Linked DNA regions of Mus musculus: regions 1 and 2 are each linked to region 3. The links are chromatin loops, found by intact Hi-C in ENCODE. Cell type or tissue: heart. All regions are shown on one strand. Links, peaks and the distances in the headings refer to the core of each region. The heading gives the core; the rest is flanking DNA.

What was found. Hi-C counts contacts between places; a loop is a spot of excess contacts. Peaks named below come from ENCODE experiments on the same cell type or tissue, not always from the same donor. Only the 100,000 strongest peaks of a DNase experiment are listed, where the experiment ranks them.
Region 1: a loop joins it to region 3, with 4 times the contacts of the local background. A loop is called at or near these places in 6 of 42 quality-filtered maps.
Region 2: it touches region 3 in a loop (4-fold over the local background); 2 of 42 quality-filtered maps call a loop at or near these places.

What each region holds. Positions count from the first base shown.
Region 1 is chr9:106,168,171-106,174,292 of GRCm38, forward strand. It overlaps Wdr82 (WD repeat domain containing 82), which reads left to right and starts at 2,759. Exons shown (of 9, transcript NM_029896.1): 1 at 2,759-3,209. The coding sequence starts at 3,049. In heart, for the core only: no CTCF peak of the experiment used is centred there; DNase peaks (open chromatin) are centred at 2,741, 3,221 and 3,551; H3K4me3 peaks cover 3,608 bases; H3K27ac peaks cover 2,065 bases.
Region 2 is chr9:105,690,940-105,697,061 of GRCm38, forward strand. It overlaps Col6a6 (collagen, type VI, alpha 6), which reads right to left. Exons shown (of 37, transcript NM_001102607.1): 36 at 4,774-4,867. Among named protein-coding and RNA genes, the nearest start is that of Pik3r4, 51 kb to the left of the region's middle. In heart, for the core only: a CTCF peak has its summit at 3,021 (motif pointing right); a DNase peak (open chromatin) is centred at 3,062; H3K27me3 peaks cover 1,441 bases.
Region 3 is chr9:106,277,589-106,283,710 of GRCm38, forward strand. It overlaps Poc1a (POC1 centriolar protein A), which reads left to right and starts at 3,473. Exons shown (of 11, transcript NM_027354.2): 1 at 3,473-3,868; 2 at 5,264-5,348. The coding sequence starts at 3,851. In heart, for the core only: a CTCF peak has its summit at 2,963; DNase peaks (open chromatin) are centred at 3,033, 3,423 and 3,673; H3K4me3 peaks cover 2,225 bases; H3K27ac peaks cover 1,798 bases.

The sequences.
Region 1 (6,122 bases), core at 718-5,717, 110 kb before region 3:
TTAAAAAAAAAAAAAAAAAAAAGTATTTATTTTATGTATGTGAGTACACTGTCAATGTCTTCAGACACACCAGAAGAGGGCATTGGATCCTGTTACAGATGGTTGTGAGTCACCATGAGGTTGCTGGGAATTGAACTCAGGACCTCTAGAAGAACAGTTGAGGCTCTTAACCCCTGATCCATCCTGTTTATGTCATCTTTAAAAGCAAAAACAAAGCCCACTCTACAGCCCTGGCTGGCTCCCACCTCCCTAGTATGAGAAGTGGGAGCCACCACACAAAACCTGGAGCGTTTTTTTTTTGTTTTGTTTTGTTTTCTTGGTTTTTGTTTTGTTTTGTTTTTTTAAGTGACACAGTCCACTCCTAACTCCAGCTTTCCCTCTGCCCTGGAACTAGCTAACCATTTTGGGTCACTTTCAAAGTCTATCCTTTAAGGCAGTGATAATACTGGACTAGAAGCCAGGCAAGCCCACTATAGCAGATCAGGGAGCCGAACCAGCAAGTGAATCCAAGTGACCATCGAAAAATATGAAAAAAATTACTTTTTTTTTTCCATTTTAAAAACAGGATGCGGGCTGGTGAGATGGCTCAGTGGGTAAGAGCACCCGACTGCTCTTCCAAAGGTCTGGAGTTCAAATCCCAGCAACCACATGGTGGCTAACAACCATCTGTAACGAGATCTGACTCCCTCTTCTGGAGTGTCTGAAGACAGCTACAGTGTACTTACATACAATAAATAAATAAATCTTTAAAAAAAAAAAAAAAAAAAAAACAGGATGCTAAATCTTGGGAGGGAGCTTTAACAGTGAAGTCTAAAGAAGGTACAGGGTATAGTTTTTTGTTTGTTTTAAACATTTATTTATTTTTACTATATGTAAGTACACTGTAGTTGTTTTCAGACACTCCAGAAGAGGGAGTCAGATCTCATTACGGATGGTTGTGAGCCACCATGTGGTTGCTGGGATTTGAACTTTGGACCTTCAGAAGAGCAGTTGGGTGCTCTTACCAACTGAGCCATCTCACCAGCCCCAGGGTATAGTTTTGAAAGATACCTTTCAAGGCTTTTTTTTTTTTTTTTTTTTTTGGTAGAGAACATTTTGGTAAATTAAGACTGTTGTTACAGTCAAATTTGTATGTTAAAACAGACCCCTCCAAACACACACACACACATACACTGGCATCTCCTGGGTATATTTGCTTCCCAAATGCTGATATAAAAGAACAGCTTTGCCCAGGAATTAGGAGTCAATTTACCCTTAATAACAGGTTCTACCTAGAAGAAATTACACAAATTTGTAGTCACAGAACAGCACCCCCCCAAAACAAATTCAGTATGTTGATCAATTATATTTGTGAAAATATCAAGTAGATGGGCCACACAGCAAAGCTGTATAGTAGGGAAATTATAGATTTCAGGTGATGTTACAGCCATCTTAGCTTTAGGGTGAATGAAGCTAAACTGAATGATGTCTCTCGAGAAATTTATTAGGAGAATGTTGGAAGTTAGAGTAAATGGCTATTTAAAGTCTAAAGCAAGGCCACCTTAGAAGGCTCAGAAGGTAAAAGCATGTGTGCACGCACTCACAGACACACACACACACTAGTTTTTAAAGAGGCCTAAAATAGTTCCAGATCCTTTGCCTACATTTGATGTCTCCACAATTGCGATGTTGTAGTCAGCCAGTCTGCAGGATCTTTATTGTAGATGCTCTTCAGAAAACTTCAGTTCCCACAGCAAGTCGGGCACATGGCACCAGATCTGTCCTTGCTATCTCAAGCTCCATAGCAGCCTGGATCACCTGGATCACCTAAACTCAAAGGCAATCACTGGGGATTGAGTGCAACCACCTGTGGAAGGTTTTTCTAGAACAGATTTGCAATTTGGAAAGTTGCCATCCATTCAGGTTTCACTCAAACTGGTTCCTTCCCTTCCTCACACCCCGGAACAGATTGTAGCCAGGAACTCTGCCCTTTGTCAGGAGACAACTGCAGTACAAACTTACAATCTTGTCGTTTTCCCTCAGCCAACCACTTCCAGTTCTATCTAGCTACCTTTTTTCTTTAACCTAAGAACCTGAGATGCAACCCCCCCGCACATTTTTCAAGAAGGCTCCATTTTTTTCTCGTGTTCCATTTCGTCGTTTGTCAACCCAGGTTATAAGGGACTCTGGTTGTCATGCCTTTGCAATCACCTGCCAGTGAGTGAAATGTCCCTTCCTAAGGTTCCCCCTCCTCCCGCACTAGAAGTTAGGGATCTTCATGCGCTTCGACTCTCATTAAATTTTAAAAGAAGTTCCAAGCTTCTGAAGTTTAATATAAACCCAGTTGAAAATGCCACTTAAAACTTCGTGCAAGTGTATGTTGTACATCACTCAACTAACAAATCGAAGCCTCCTGGCTCGGCCGTGCAGTGGTTAAGTCAGTCGGTGATGGGTTCACCTGATTCACACCCACACACGAGCAGGCCTCTCCGCCAGGTCCTGCGGCCTCAGAGACACCAGCGTCTCCCCGGGGCTTGAGAGCACCCACAAAGGCACTAGCCCCGAGGCGACCTCAAGTCCTGCCCTCGAGAGAGAGGGTTTAGATGCTCCACGCCCGCAGGTTCACACCCCAGAACCGCGGGCTCCAGCTCCGGGGCCTCAGCAACGGGAGGCCGCCCCGCTGACGTCATCGTCCCGCCCCCCCTCCCCCAGCTCGCGCCTCCGTTCCCTCCCCGCCCCCTTTCCCGGCGTCCGCCGCGACACAAGCTCCTCGCCCTCTGATTTTGCTTCTCCCTTCAAGATGGCGGACACAATGAGCCGGCGGAGCGCCGGTTGGCCCTGAATTGACTCCGGAGAAGAACGGTCAGCGAGGTCCCGTCGTCCGGGCGAGAGAGCGTCGCCTGAGGAAGAGGACGCGGCAGCCCCACTGTCAGCCGTCCTTCGGTTCGTCTCCAGCGCGGCGCCCGCACCGCCGGGGTTGGCCCTGAGCAGCCCGCCCGATCGCTCGCCTCTCGGCCCCGCCCCGGCCCTGCGCCGCCGCTGCCTTCAGCAGCAGCAGCCGCCGCCGCCATGAAGCTGACCGACAGCGTGCTCCGGAGCTTCCGCGTCGCCAAGGTGTTCCGCGAGAACTCAGACAAGATCAACTGCTTTGACTTTAGTCCCAATGGCGAGACGGTCATCTCTAGCAGCGATGATGACTCCATCGTGCTCTATGACTGCCAGGAGGGCAAGTGAGTGTGATAGTGGCCGAGTTCCAAGTGCCCCTCTCCTTCCCTCTGTCGCTGGTCCCCGACTGAGCCCCCACCCCCAACCCCAGGCATGTGGTGCAGGCGCTCTTGCCAGGGCCACCTCCATCCCGCAGTGCTGCAGGAGATCCTCTTTAAGATGATGATGGTTCTTAGTTCATGTGTCTTTGCTCTCTTCCGAGCGCGCTTTTCCCGCTTGCCAAACCCCACCTTGACCTTGACCTTTAAACGCCATGTCCCTGCACCCTGCAGCCGGACGGATAGCCCTTTCCACTCCCCTGGCGACTGTCAGAATGTGCGGGTGGACTCTGAGCTCGATGCAGAACGGCAGGAGCTGTGTTCTGTCCATCAGTGGCGTCCAGCTCTCTGCCTTCACAGCAGTGACCTGGATTCAGCCCTGGCACGGTGCCCGCCCCCTACCCCTCAGCTTCCCGCGCGGCTTTTCTGCAATCAAGCCCCGCGGGATGCAGTTTTTAAGCTGTCAGGATTTATCGATTGTGCCCATGTGAGCTTGCTGTCCTTTCCCAGTACCAATACCCAGGCTTACAGTTAACTTACTAAACAGACTCTTGGAAACTTTTCTTTGCCAGACTCCTGAGAACTTGGCCGCCCCATTCTGGTCAGAATGTGAGCTCTCTTTAAAACAAAGAAAGCATTCCGGAACAATTTAGTGTTTCCTTTTGCATTACAAAAAAAACCCAAGTTTGGCCGCTTAGCCAGTAATCTCAGCATTTGGGCGATAGAGGCAGTCAGACCCTGAGTTCTGGACTTCATAGCAGAGAGACCCTGACTCAAAACAGTTAAAAAACAAAAAACAATAACCGCCAGATTGTGGTTTGCTTATAGTTATCAAAGTTTTGGAATTCTGGAACTGGTTATGGAAATTATGTTAGTTGGAGAACTTGTGTATCTTTGCCGTTTTCATAGCCTGGGTGTGAGGAAGACATTGCCTGTCTCATCTCTGGAAGTTCAAATCCTCGATAAGTAAGCAGTGACCTCTTTTGTAGCAGAAACTAGTTTAGGCTAAATTTGATTCCCTTTGTCAACTTCAGCTTCCTTCCTAAGCAGGAGGTGTTTAGTTTAATAGCTACTGTTTTCGACATTATGTTAAAGTTACCTGTTTTTGAATCCTTGGCTTTTTCTCTCCTTTTTGCAGCTGTTCTCTTTGTTTATTATTTTTTTCAAATAATAGTTTTCTTTTGGAACTTGTCTCTGAGTTTATCTAAAGTAAAGCTATTGTAGAATGAGCTGTATATGATATTGTCCTTGATGGGTTTCCTCGCTGGAGCTCCAACAAAGTATTACGTAACTGTCGTTGGACTTGAGCTTGCTGTATGTGGGAGAGTTTCCTACAGTGGTGATCCTGGGGAAGAGAAAATTACTAACTGGACAAATAGTTATTTGAATTGATGTTCATATTTGTGTATTGATTATTATCATACACTGGTCTGACTATTTGATTCTGTTTGGAACTACAAGTAATTTGAAATTGGTTTGTCTGACATGTTTGGTGCAATACATAGCTTAGAATCTCCCCCCCAAATCTGTAATGGAAATGCATATCCTATTCAAAGGAATAAAACACTAAGACTGAAAAAAATGTTTATTCAGGCATGTAACCTTTTTACATGATTACAAACTTACAGAAAGTTACAATGCTCCAAAGAACTTTCTTGAAAAAAGAACGTGTCCAGCAGTGCCTATAATTTCAGCGCTTGGGAGCTGGGGGTGCGAATCCAAGGCAGCTTGAACAGCTGTCCCAAAAAGGAAATGTAAGGGCTGGAGATGGCTACAGGCACTTGCTCTTAGAGAGGAACAAGTGGACTCCTACACCTTGTAACCATCTGTAACTAGTTCCAGGGGATTTGACCCCTAATTCTGATTTCTTGAGAGATGGCTCAGCTGTTAAGAGCACCTCTTCCACAGGTCCTGAGTTCAATTCCCAGCAACCACATGGTGGCTCACAACCATCTATAATGGGATCCAATGCCCTCTTCTGGTGTGTCTGAAGTCAGCTACAAGGGTACTCCTATAAATAACATAAAGAAGTCTTCATAAAGAGAGAAGTTTGTGGGGGGAAAAAAGTCCAGGAGCTAGAGAGATGGCTAACATGTGGTTAAGAGCGCATGTTAATTTTGCAGAGAACCTAGGTTAATCAGCAGCACCCACGTGGAGGCTCACAATTACATTTAACTCCAGTTGCAGGGGATCTGATGTTCTCTTCTGGATTCCATGTGCATCAGACCTGCATAGGGTGCCCATATATACAAGCAAGCAGACAAAATGCTCATATACATAAAATCAGTAAATGTAAAAATATATATGTATAGAAGAATAATCCAATAATTCCAACAGTAGAAGAAAATAACTGTTTCTTTGGAAGTAACATCTTTATTAGATAATACCAGTAGTAGAATTTGGGTATTTGAAAATAGCTAAAACACAGCTGATTTTTGTTTGTTGTTTTTAAGATACTACACCCCACAGTGGAACTTTGTCTGTAGCTATAGTGCTGGTTGGCTTCCAACAGCAATCCTCTGGCCTCAGTCTTGGCTTAAAAGGATTTTTTTTTTTTTATTGAAAGTAGTTTTTCATGCACACGTTCTCTGTGTACGTTTTAGCTGTGTGTGAGCTTGCTGTGCATGTATAGGTAGAAGACAGCGTGCAGGATTGGCTGCTTTCCTCCCTTCCTGGGAGCCCAGGGGGTGAACTGTGATTATTGAGCTTGGCGGCAAGTGCCCTTAGCCTCCATCTAACCAGCTCACCTGCCCAGGAAGAGGTTGTGAAGGGCTTTGGTTTTGTTTGTCCATTAAATGTTAGAATGTGGCTCATCCCTTCCTTCGACTTGAAGGAATATATAGGGGGTATTGCTTTTGATTGGTAAAATATTTCAAATTT
Region 2 (6,122 bases), core at 718-5,717, 590 kb before region 3:
CAAAAGTCACACACTCCCATCCTTAGATGAAGAGCCACAGGTGGCAGTGGCTTCTGAGAGGGAGAAGCAACTTCTTCTAGGGACAAGCTCCTGCATAGGTTGTCCAATTCTAAGTGGTCAGCCCTGGGTACATGTGGGCAATGCTAAATGGACCCAGAGGTTGTATATACATGTGTGTGTATGTGAGATATATATGTATATCTCACATATATAATGAGTTTGGAAAGGAATATGGAAGGAGTTGGGCAGTTGAAGTGATGAAGATGCAGTATTCATGTATGAAGTTCTCTAAAATCTTAAATTTTCTTACATTTATACAATGCTTTTGGTCATATTTGCCCACCACTACCCTCCTGTTTCCTTGAGTGCCCATCATCCCATTGTCTCCCTAACGTAATGTCCTTTGTTTGTCATTAATAACCCTGCGTTCAGTTAGTGCTGCCCGCATGCCCGTGGGTGTGCATCCACTGGGTTGTGGGCAGCCCATCATCCAGTGGCCACTTTGATAAAGGAGCGCGACTCCCTGCAAAGGATGTCTTCTGAGTCTAAATAGCACTGTTCTCAGGCTTGGCTAGCTCATCTGTGGTTCTTCCCCGCCTTTCCCCACCTGTTTCTTTGATTATATCCCTTAGGTGTAAGAACAGCACAGCTGGAGATGTGTCAGTTTGGCTCCCAGCACCCATGTAGAGCAGCTTACCCAGCTCTAGGGCATCCAACACCGTTAGCCTCTGAAGCCACCATACTCATGTGCGCACACTCACCATGGACATATATACATATAATTAAAAATAAACCTTTTAAAAAAATCATTAGATTGGCAACTACTTCTAAGCCCAACCCTGGCACCTTTTCCACAAAGGGTCAAACATGTTAAAAGCCTTTCTTTGTGCTGTTTTGTTTGGGGCTGGGGTGGTATGTGTGTTCCTGTGTGTGTGCATGCCCATGGGTGCTCATGCGGAGGCCAGAGGACATGCCTGGTATTGGTCCTCAGGCACTGTCAGCTTTGGTTTGAGATAGCTGGCTGGTAACAAGTGGCCAGTGAGCTCCTGGTGTCCTTGCACCTGCCTCTTACTGTGGGGTCTTGGGATCCAAATTCAGGCCCTCAGTGCTTACATGGCCAGTGCTTTATTTAAGTGCTGGGCCCATGCCTTAGCTTTCATGGTTATTCTTTCTACTGTTACAGATGGGCGTTTGTATTTGATAAAGCAGTTAATAAGCATCTTAGTAAGGATCATTGACTACCTAGGTTTTGTTCTGATTTGTCTTCTACTGTGTCTTGTTTGGGAGAATACTTTGCTGGTCGGTAACTCCAACAACAGGCATCAACAACAGGAATTCGGATTAAATAATTCAGATTTTCCAACTGGAGCCTAGCTCTAGTGAACCTTATAGAAAGCAAGATGTGGCATGTTCTAGATAAAGCAGGAGTGGACAGGTACTGACTGTAGCTTTCCATTCCTTGTGGTCACAGATTCCTCCATCTGTGTAGATAATCGGGAGGCAGCCATGCTCTGCTTACTGAGTAGAGGCAGTGGGATGAGTGGCACAGATGAGCTTGCTTCTATTCCTAAGTGTGTGTGTGTGTGTGTGTGTGTGTGTGTGCGCGCGCGCGCGCGTGCGTGCATACCCATATACATATCGTGCATCCAGAAAATGTACTTTAGAAAGCAAATGTGTTGTTCATGTGGCAGGGATGCTTGCCCATTTTTACCGCCCACCAATTTAGGCTCTGCCTGTCTCTGCTTTGGAGTCTGGCACAGCACGTAGGCAGCTTTGTGTCTTCAGTAAAAGTAGAGCTGAGTGCTTACACAAAGCCTTGCTATGGGCTCGCCCTCTGGCCATCTGTCTTGATTGCCTGTGGCAAGAGTCCACACCCTTTCTGTTACAGACCAGCTCCGGCATGTTTCCTCAAATCCACAGGTAATCCGGAGGCACGGCATTCTCGGGGTGGCATCTCATCTGTCTGGCCAGCCCCTGCGCCTAGCAGGCAGACTCCTCAATCCCATGTTCCTCTCTGCCTCGCTCTACTTGAAAGGCCCAGGAGGGAGCTTCAGAAGCAGCCCCGACTCCTCTCATCATCATCTTGAGTTACTTAGGGGCGGCCTGGGAGTCCCGGGCGATTACACCACCAGGGAGTTCATGGACAGTGGTATACATTCCACATCTCAATTCCTTGGTGCCCCAGCCACTTGGCCACTTCAGATTCACAGGAGAAGCTGAGCCTCCTCTGTATCAAGGGCACCGTAGAGAAGGAGAGATTCCCTGTTTAAACGCCCTGAGGATTCTGTCTTCCCACTTGATCCTGTCTTCAAACAAAGCAGTTTCTAAAATTGCCTCTCGAGTGTGTCGGTTAGTGCCGACACCTGCCTTTGCAGTCGGAGCTGGCTGCAAATTTGTCAAGCCCGGTAGGATGAACACTTAAGCCTCTGCCTCAGAAGGCAGAGAAGAAAAGCATTTTCTTCTATGGCTGTTCCTCCCTCCCTCGCCATGACAGTTTTTCATTTTTCTTTGATGTTGGGCTCTGGCATGGAGACACACAGTATCTTCTGGTGACCCCATCCTATGGCTTGGCCTGCCAGCTTCTAGACAGATTCCCAGATGCTGGGCCCCTTTTGTCAGTTAGCTAGCTGCTGGGCACAGTGCCTCAGAATATCACCACCTTCCTGCTAGGATGGCTGGGTGGAGACAAGCAAAGACAAAGGCAAGGATGCCACTATTTCCCAATACAGCATGCCAGGCCACAAGCCCCCGTGAAGGGAATGGGAAAGGGAGGGAGGCCAGGGGAGCCGGAAGATGCTCAGTCACTGGAATGTAGAAACTGGGGATTTCAAGTGAACAGAGGCTCTGAGCCCCCAGTGAGGAATTTCTTTTTCCATCACTTAGAAAACCCAAAATTCAAAACTAACAGCAGTTACAGTGAGCTAAGCCTAGGTGCACAGCCCTCCAGAGTTCCTTGAAGCTGCCACACCTGCCTCAGCCCAAGTGTCAGTCCAGTCAACTCTAAACAGTGCCAGGCACCCGCAGCAGGGGGCGCCCTACTCCTCTTGGACTAGCTTCATGGCCGCTTTTCACTGGACTTCAGGAAACATTTGCTGCTGGACAGTTCCCCGGCTCGCTTCATGGCTGGAGGGAAGCCAGAGCCTCCAGGCAGGAGCTTCTCAGGGGTCCTTAGCATCCAGGCTGGGAATGCCTGCCCAGTCCAGATGATCACACAGAGGGCACACACTCCAAGGGAGACACACCAAGCCTCCCTAATGCTAATGGGGGTCTGTCTAAGCATGAGCCAGGTGATGGTGCTTGGTCATGGCCTACAGCTGGGTGTTAGTTCAGTCGCTTACCAAAGAAGTGCTCCTAGCTACCTGATGGCTCCGTGGGCCAAGAGCTTGCCACACAACTTAAGGACTGGAATGGGATCCCCAGAACCCATTAAACCGGGTTCTGCAGCCCTGTAAGTCCAGCATGGCACGAGGTAAGATGCTATCCCTGAAGCGAGCCTGCCAACCAGACTTGCTAGACCATCATGCTGCCTCAGGGGGGGGGGGGGGACTGTGCCCCGTACAGGAGGAGAAAGACGACACCTGACTCAGGCTTCTTCATGTGCATCCAAGTGTACACGTTCATGCACATCACACACAGAACGGGGAAGTCATTGATACCGTGGTCGCAACCATCTTACATGCTATCCTTAAAATTCTTTAGCAAACGTCTCTTAAAGAACATTCTCTTCTACACACCAGGAAGCCCATCCAATCAAGTATTGACCATACTCAAATCTCCCCAGATGTTTCCAAGTCATGGTTATATTAGCCTTGTCTTTCTGTTCTAGGATCCAATTAAGGTTCAGAGAATTCGGATTAGCTTCCCTGTCTTCAGTTCTCTCACCCCAAACAAAGCTCATCTTTATCCCTTCATCCATGATGCAAGACCTACAGTCTAACAGTTCCACACCCTGGGGTTGCCGAGCGATGATGGCCTCATTAACCTCTAGTCAAGCATTTCTGGCAAGAACTTCACACAGGTGATGACTGTGTGTCCCACTCTGTCACCTCAGACGATACAGACTGCACATAACACCCACACCTCGGAAGCCATGCAGCACCAGCTGTACACACCCAATAACTTGAGGTTGGCTCCTGGATCCCACAGTGCACGCTAGAGACCCGACTCCCCAAAGCTGGACTCTGACCTCACAGGAGCTTATGCTGCTGTGCGTACCATACATACAGCGATACATTAGATAAATCACTCCGTGCTTCTTTCTGGACTTGCTGTCCGAGACTAGGCTCGGGGACTCAGGACATCTCACCCTCTAGACATGACACTGGTAGGGGGCCTTGTTTTGTTTTAACCGTGGTTTTGCTTCCCTGGAGGATCTCCATTGTCTTGGGCTGGGCTTGGTCTTTCCTCACCCGATCCCGAGTGTGTCTTGGGCACCAAGAAACCCCAGTTCCTTTGAGTACACGATGCTGTTTAAAAAGCAAGATCTGCCCACTGGGCATACTTGCTGCTACTGGAGTGTCCCATTGGGTGCTTTGTTTCAACAATTGGACTTTTCATTTAAAAGAGGAAAAAAACCTCTATTTGGTTATTGCCAGATCTACTTGGTCATTTAAAAACCATCTCTAGTTCCCTCAATTCATATTTTAATATGCTGTAACAGATTTCTGACTGCTAAAGTGGGTGAGGGGAGAGAGAGAAAGAGGAAGAATTGAGGAATCAGGAGGGTTTCACATCTACCTAAAACGTCACACCCAGCACATGGAATGAACATACCTTCGAAACTGGCGTGGGGGCGGCTTCAGATCCCTAGAGCCGAGTCTGTTGCACTTGGCTTTGAGGTTGACCGGTGGATACTTGTTTATCCCATCTAGAAAGAGAAAAGGCTCCGATAAAGCTCTCCGTTGGTCTGTCTGTTCTGTACAGTACCACAGCAGTTGCCAATGTCCATCCAAAGATGGTCACAGGGCATGAGAAATGTCCCAGAGAAGTCCCCAAACCAAGTTTGGGAAAGAAGTCTCTAGTGAATATGTTGGTGAATTCAAACAACTTTTCATTAAAATGCCTGTAGCTCCTAACGTCGTCAGCCATTATGAAACGCAGGCAGTCCTAATAACGCTCTTGCCTTTGATAGGAGCTCATTAGAGTTTATTTTTTGTTTTTGTGGCATATCCAAGTGCGAAGGGAACAGGGTAGTCCCTTTATGGTCTTTATGTTAGCAACACACTACATGCCTTTGGGTTCAATTCACCGATTCACTTCATTTGGAAGAGTATTAATTTTTCATAACAATAAAGCATGCTTTAATCCATTTGAAAATGCAAAGCTTTTTTTTTTTAACAGAGAAAAATTTTTAAATGTGTTATGCATGCCTGAAAGCGTGAAGTCAAAAAGATTTGTTAAGCAAATACCTTTCTGGAAAAGCCAGGCCTGGTGTCAAGTACTTACAATCCTGGCACTGGGGAGGTGACAAAAAGATAGGATTTACTGGTGATGCTGGGTTATACTGGCCAGCCAGCCTAGCCTGCTGGACAAGTTCTGCATCACTGGGAATCTCTGTCTCCAAAGGACGGTGCCTGAGGAGTGACACCTGAGGCTGTCCTCTGGCTCACACATGTACATGTGGCACATGCATGCACACATGCGCGCGCGCGCGCGCAAACACACACACACACACACAGAGCCTCTTGCTGGTTGAGTAGGTTCTTCCAACTAACAGGCATGTCCTGGACTACAACAGGGCATATGTTCAAAACTGCTCTTACAAGAAGGGCAGTATGCTCTACCATATGGCCTTCAGGGTTTTTGTCTTACATAGGAGTTTTGTTTTGAGGTAGGGTCTTACTAAGTGGCTTGGGCTGGCTTACAGCAATCCTCCTGTCTCTGCCTCTCCAAAGCAAACATTACAGGTGTGTGCTGGGCCCACCAGATCTGGCTTGGGGTTTTCTTTTCTTATTTGAACAGTATGTAGAAGGTTGCTGACTCAGCAGCTTTGCCTCCCTTAGGGAATGTGCTGCTCTGAAGTGGACCATGTCCTGCTGTCTGCTTTGTGGTCGTGCGCCAAATGAGTCACAGACACTTTGAAGGCATCCGAAGCTTCAGAGGGCATCTGGCCAAGTCTATTC
Region 3 (6,122 bases), core at 706-5,705:
ACACCTCATTTTGTCAAGTGAAAAGTCACCACCTACATTCTTCTCCAAGTAGAGAGGAAACTTGTAGGCACGTGGGTGTTTTAAAACCAAACCAGAGGGGCTAGAGAGATGGCTCAGAGGTTAAGGGCATTGACTGCTCTTCCAGAGGTCCTGAGTTAAATTCCCAGCAACCACATAGTGGCTCACAACCACCTGTAATGGGATCTGATGCCTTCTTCTGGTGTGTCTGAAGACAGCTACAGTGTACTTGTCATATATATATAATAAAATCTTTTAAAAAAAAGTACCAGAAATTCCAGGCCTGAGAACTTTGTTGACTTGTGCCTGGATCTCACTCTGTAACTTTGGCTGATCTAGAAATAGCTGGCCTCAAATTCACAGAGACCCTCCTGCCTCTGCTCCGAAGAGCTGAGATTGAAGGCACATGCTGCCATGCCCAGCCCCTTGAGAACTCCTCGGAACAGACTGGACCAAGGAAGAGTGCAATAACCTCCTCTGGGTTCCATAAAAAGAAGACCTAACACCTGTAACAGCGCCACTAACCTGCTTTTCAGTGACCAGTCCCCCAGTCACCAAGTGAATGTGTGAGGGGCCAACAGAATTCACAGTCCTTAAGACTCAACGCAACTCCCTCTCCTTAACTTGGCTCATTCAAATTCCTCTGTTTGTCCATCCATATCTGAGATGCCCCGTGTCTCTGCAGCCCCTCTGCCCCTGCAGGGTGGCCCTGAGAACCACCTACAGTTCTCAACTGTGCTCATTAACAACATGTATAACAATATTCAGAACTCCTCGCAACTGTATCCGTTCCCTACCTCTCCTTCCAGCAAGGCTTCTTTGAAATGTGTAGATCTCTTCAATCTCTCCTGTGTAGTCTACATAATAGTACATTGTTGGGGACTGGAGAGATGGCTCAGTGGTTAAGATCACTGACTGCTCTCCCAGAGGTCTTGAGTTCAATTCCCAGCAACCACATGGTGGCTCACAACCATCTGTAATGGGATCTGATGCCCTCTTCTGGTGTGTCCAAAGACAGAGACGGTGCACTGATATAAATAAAATAAATCCTTAAAAACAATACATTGCGTATGCATACATTCCTATATACACATATTTCCATGTACCTTATTATGTAAAGGTAAGAGATCTGGAAACAATGTTAGCAATTAAGATTGGAATCATGTAACTAGAGTTATAGATCAGATGGGACCTTGCTTTGCCTAGCATGCATAAATCCCCACCACTGTGTAAACCAAACAAGATGGTATAAGCCTGTATTTCCAGAACGGAGGCAGGATCATCTGAAGTTCAAAGCTTTCTTCGGCTAATGCAGTGATCTGAAGGCCAGCCTACATGAAACCCCACAACTGCCGAAATACCATTCAGGCTGTAAAACTCAGCACATGGATAGCACCGCCTGCCAAAACTAAAACAATTACCTAATTCGTCAAAGTCCAGAGATATGGGAAACTCTCTAAATGTACTAACCTTGCTTTTGGACTTCTGTGGTTTCTCTTCTGACTAATTGTTCATGTTAAGTATGTCAATCTAGAACATGTTTTTTTTTAAAAGATTTATTTTATTTATTATATGTATTTATGTATTATATGTATATACTGTAGCTGTCTTCAGACACCAGAAGAGGGAATCAGGTCTTGTTACAGATGGTTGTGACACACCATGTGGTCGCTGGGATTTGAACTCAGGACCTCCGGAAGAGCAGTCAGTGCTCTTAACCACTGAGCCATCTCTCCAGTCCCCCAGAACATTTTATGCTTAAAAGCTCACCCTGAGAAAGCCTTGCGGCTACAATGGGATCTTGAACAACACCCAGTGTAGTTGCTGGCTGGCTAATAAAGACTTTTTATTGGCTTAAATCCGTGTCTTAGCAGTCTCCTCTGGTGGCTACCCCACAATATTCTTAAAAAAAAGAAAGAAAAGAAAAAAAGCAAGGCAACAGAAAAAGATTAGTGGGGCTGGTTTAAGGTTACTTGGGACTGGGTTTCAGACCCAGCACCCACGTGACAGCTCACAACTGTTTGCAACGCCAGTTCCAGGGGATCCGGCGTCTTCATAAGACATCAGACATAAGTATGGTACATATACATACAGGTAGGCAAAACATTCCTACATATGACATTCCTAAAAAAGTAAAAATAAAAAGTCTGTGGCTGCCAGAGGAAGGAACGCTAGGACCACATAGAGAGACCTTATCTGGAAAAGCAGCAAACTGCTACAGCTTGGGAATTTCCTGAGAGGCAATTCATTTTGACATTGTAGGAATATACAAACGTGACCATCATGTTTCTGGCATGGGGTGCTCGTGACACACTTATTGACAAGAGAAAAACTGAAAACTGTTTATGGGAAGGCTGGGAATTTGTGAGCACCTATTTTTGTCTTGAGACTTTCACCTTGCCTATGTTAAATTAGCTTAAACATTTCTAATGTCAAGGTACCAATTCTATGCCAACATAGTTAAAATAGGATCAGATATAGATCCTGTATCTCTCATCAAAACACTAAAAGAATTATTTTTAATGGTGTGTGTGTGTGTGCCTCAGGAGACAAGAGGTGTTGAACTGCCTCAGAACTGGAGTTCCAGGCAGTTGTAAACCATCTGACATGGGAGCTGGGAATAGAACTTTCGTCCTCTGGGAGAACCATATACACTCTGAACCAATGAATCATTCTTTTAGGTCCAAATACACTCCCCCACACGCCAGTTTCTGAGTTTACTGTCCCTGCAGATTTAGGGACACAGTTTCAAGCCTAGGCATGTGGTAAGAAACCTCAGGACACAGCCAGATCCTAATTAGTGTTTTGAGTATGGACAAGTTGGCCGGCCCAGGAGAGATGATGGATGGAAGGTTCTTGAATCTTACAAAACATCCAGTTCAGGTCAGATGCACAGGTCACTCTGGGCTTCGGCTGCTTTCATTGCAGAAGGTGGAAAAGGACGGCCTCTGGTGGTTCCGCCCGACGATTGCTTCTTTCACCTTTTTTTTTTTTTTGGAGCTAAGGTCAGGCTACGACCCAAAGCCTTCTTAAGGCTAAAGAGTTCCGAGCAAGACGGGCCGCAGTCACATCCCCTCTTAAGACAAACGCGGAGGCAGGCCCTCGGAGTAGACGCATTTTTCCTGAGGTCACCCAGTAGAGAATTAAGAATTGAACATATGTCTTTCTGCACCATGGTTCTGACTCTTGAATGACTCCATTTTTTTTTTTTTTAAATAGACACTTAGGAGTATTCGCAGGAACGAACCATTCTGGGGTCCCAAGGCGCTAATAACCTGGTTCTCCATGGCGCCTTGATCGGACGTTTTAAGCCAAGAGCAAGGCCAGTCAGTATCCTCCTTCCGGGATACTTAAGCCTGTCACTCATAATGGTAAAACTCCGCCCGCCCCGGAGCATCTCGGTAAATGTAGTTCTACCTTTATTAAGACTGTGGGGTATAAGTGCTATGTAGAACTTCATTTCCCCGATGGCTGCGCGCTCCGTTACCTGAGCTAGAGCTGAAGGGCCGAAACCTTCATCTAAGATTTTTTTTTTTAAGTTCTTAGGAGGAAAGTGTGACAGCGAACTGAGGCTTTTGGCTGCTCGGCGGGTCACCTCATCTGGAAGAGCGGGAGGACAAGAGCTTGACGCCTATCGAACGACCCGACTTCCGGTCGGCGGACAAAAACCTAGGGCGCTTCTCCTTTAATTGCGGTGGGCGGGACGCGGCGACGCCACCGGCGTTGCTATTGGTGGCGATTGGGGGCGCGGAAACTGAACTGGCACAACTGCCGACCCAGCTATCTCTGGCACTTGGGGCACAGCTGGTCCTACCAGCCCGCTAGCCCCGCTATGGCTGCTCCCAGCCAGGTAAGTCCCTGGATAGTGAGCACCTGACTGGTTGGAACAATGGCCGCGAGAGAGGCGGATGGTGACGCGGGGTTCTAGGGTGACCTCCTCATCCAAGGTTACGGGGTGGATCCGGGCATTGACTTAGCACCCCAGGTGCCAGGCTAGATGTTAGACCACCAGGACGAAGAAATAAGTCTCTGCCTCTGGAATGTACGGCGTATTGAGGAAGACACCATCAAGGCCCGACCCTTGTCGTGGCCTGGGGCGAGCCTCGTAAGCTTGGCCTCTTGTGAGCAACAGGTCTTTTTTGGAGGTGACATCCTTTTCCAACAAGTAGAAGCAGTAGGCCATCGGGATGCCTGGGATAGCGGAAGCCTGCAGTGTGTCCAGGGCTCGATTCTGACCCCTCCCCCCACTCCAGAAAAGGACTTCAAATTGGTCCTTTAAATAAGAATTTGCTTCCACAGGGCCAGGTGGTACCTGATGCACCTGAGAAGACTTGGGTAGAAATAGAAACCAGACTTTTGAGTGCCGATTTGATATTCTGTTTACATTTAGCTCCACGCAGATTTTAGGGGAAACTGTTCAGGGAAGAAGGCATTGGGAAGGGGTGTCACTGATGGAGTCAGACCTGAATCTGCTTCTGCCCACTGAGCCTAGGATGGACACTTCCTCACCCTTGTGTTTCTGAGAGGCTCTGGTGAGGACAGGAGAGGGAATGAGCCCTTGCTCCTTAGTTGATTCTTACCCCTGAACTACCAGGCCATCTGTTAAAAGGCGTGAACCTGCAGGTGTGCTTGGGGGTGGAGCTGGGCACTGGGCCTCACCTTTGTTTGGGGTAGAGCTTTGTGGAATAGCAATGGCTTCGCTGTATCATAGAAATATCCTTTCCCAAGCTGGGTTCCTTGGAGCTCTTCAGGTGGTTTGGTTGTGTGTGTGTGTGTGTGTTTTGTCGTTTTGTTTTTTTTGTTGTTGTTGTTTGCTTGTTTTGTTTTTAATTTTTGGTGTTTGAGGTGGAGGGAGATAACTTACTATGGTCTTGGCTCTCTTGGAATTTACTGTGTGGACCAGGCTGGCCTTGAACTCACAGTTCCACCTGCCTCTGCCTCCCAAGTGCTGGGATTAAAGGTGTTTGTTCCCCACACTGGGCCCATATTTGATCTGTTTGTTGTGGATTTATTGATTCGTCTGATCGTTTGTGTGGTTGTGTGTTTGCTGATCGTGAACCCTTCCTTGCTGTACTCATTTGTCCTAGCAGTTTATAGTGGATTCCTTAGAATTTTCAACATACGAGATCATGATTTGAGTGCTTTTAACGTCTCCTGGTTATAGGAAGAGTCTTAGTTCCAGGGAGGACCTGTTATCTCGTTATAACCATTTGACCTTGCTTTTTTTTTTTTTTTTTTTTTCCAGGAGGACCCCTCACTGGAGAGACATTTTAAGGGCCACCGAGATGCAGTCACCTGTGTGGACTTCAGTCTCAACACCAAGCACTTGGGTAAGAGAAGGCCTCAGGATTCTAAACTGAGACGGCTGAGTTTCTCACTGGGAGACGTGGTGTGGGGATGCCAGATACAGCAAGGACATGCTGCTCTTTCTAGCCTTGGCTTTGCTTCTAGCTGCCAGCCTTCTGGATGCTGGGCTCAGTAGGCTCCATAAGCTCCTTTTGCATGTGAAGAGTATAATGACAACTGTCTATAGCTCCAGTCCCAAGGGGCCTGACGCCCCCACACAGAGATACTTGCAGGAAAAACACCAAATGCACATTTTAGAAAAAGTATTAGAGACATACTTGTGTACACACTCAGGAATCCCATAATGACATTAAATTGGAATCTATAGTATGTACCGCAGAGGACCTGGGTACAGAGCCATGCAGGCTCTGTGCATGCTGGTAATGCAGTCTTGAAGAGAGAAACTAGGGCCAGGCATGGTGGCATGTAGCTTTAATCCCAGCACTAGGGGAGGCAAAGGCAGGTGGATCTTTGTGAGTTCCAGGACAGCCAGGGCTCCACAGAGAAACCCTGTCTCGAAAAACCAAAAAAGGAAAAAGAGAGAGACAGAGACAGAGACAGAGAGACTCTTTTTTTTCCTGTACATTCTAGCTACATCTTCAGTCTGTCCTGTGGCATGGGCCTCAAACTGGCTGCTTTTGAGTCTTCAGTTTGATTGCCAACAGTAAAGCGGCACATTTTCTTGTTTCAGAGGCCTGCCAAGTGAAAACGACGTTGAGTAGGGTCTGTCTCCTAACTCCATACCACTGCCCCTTCCT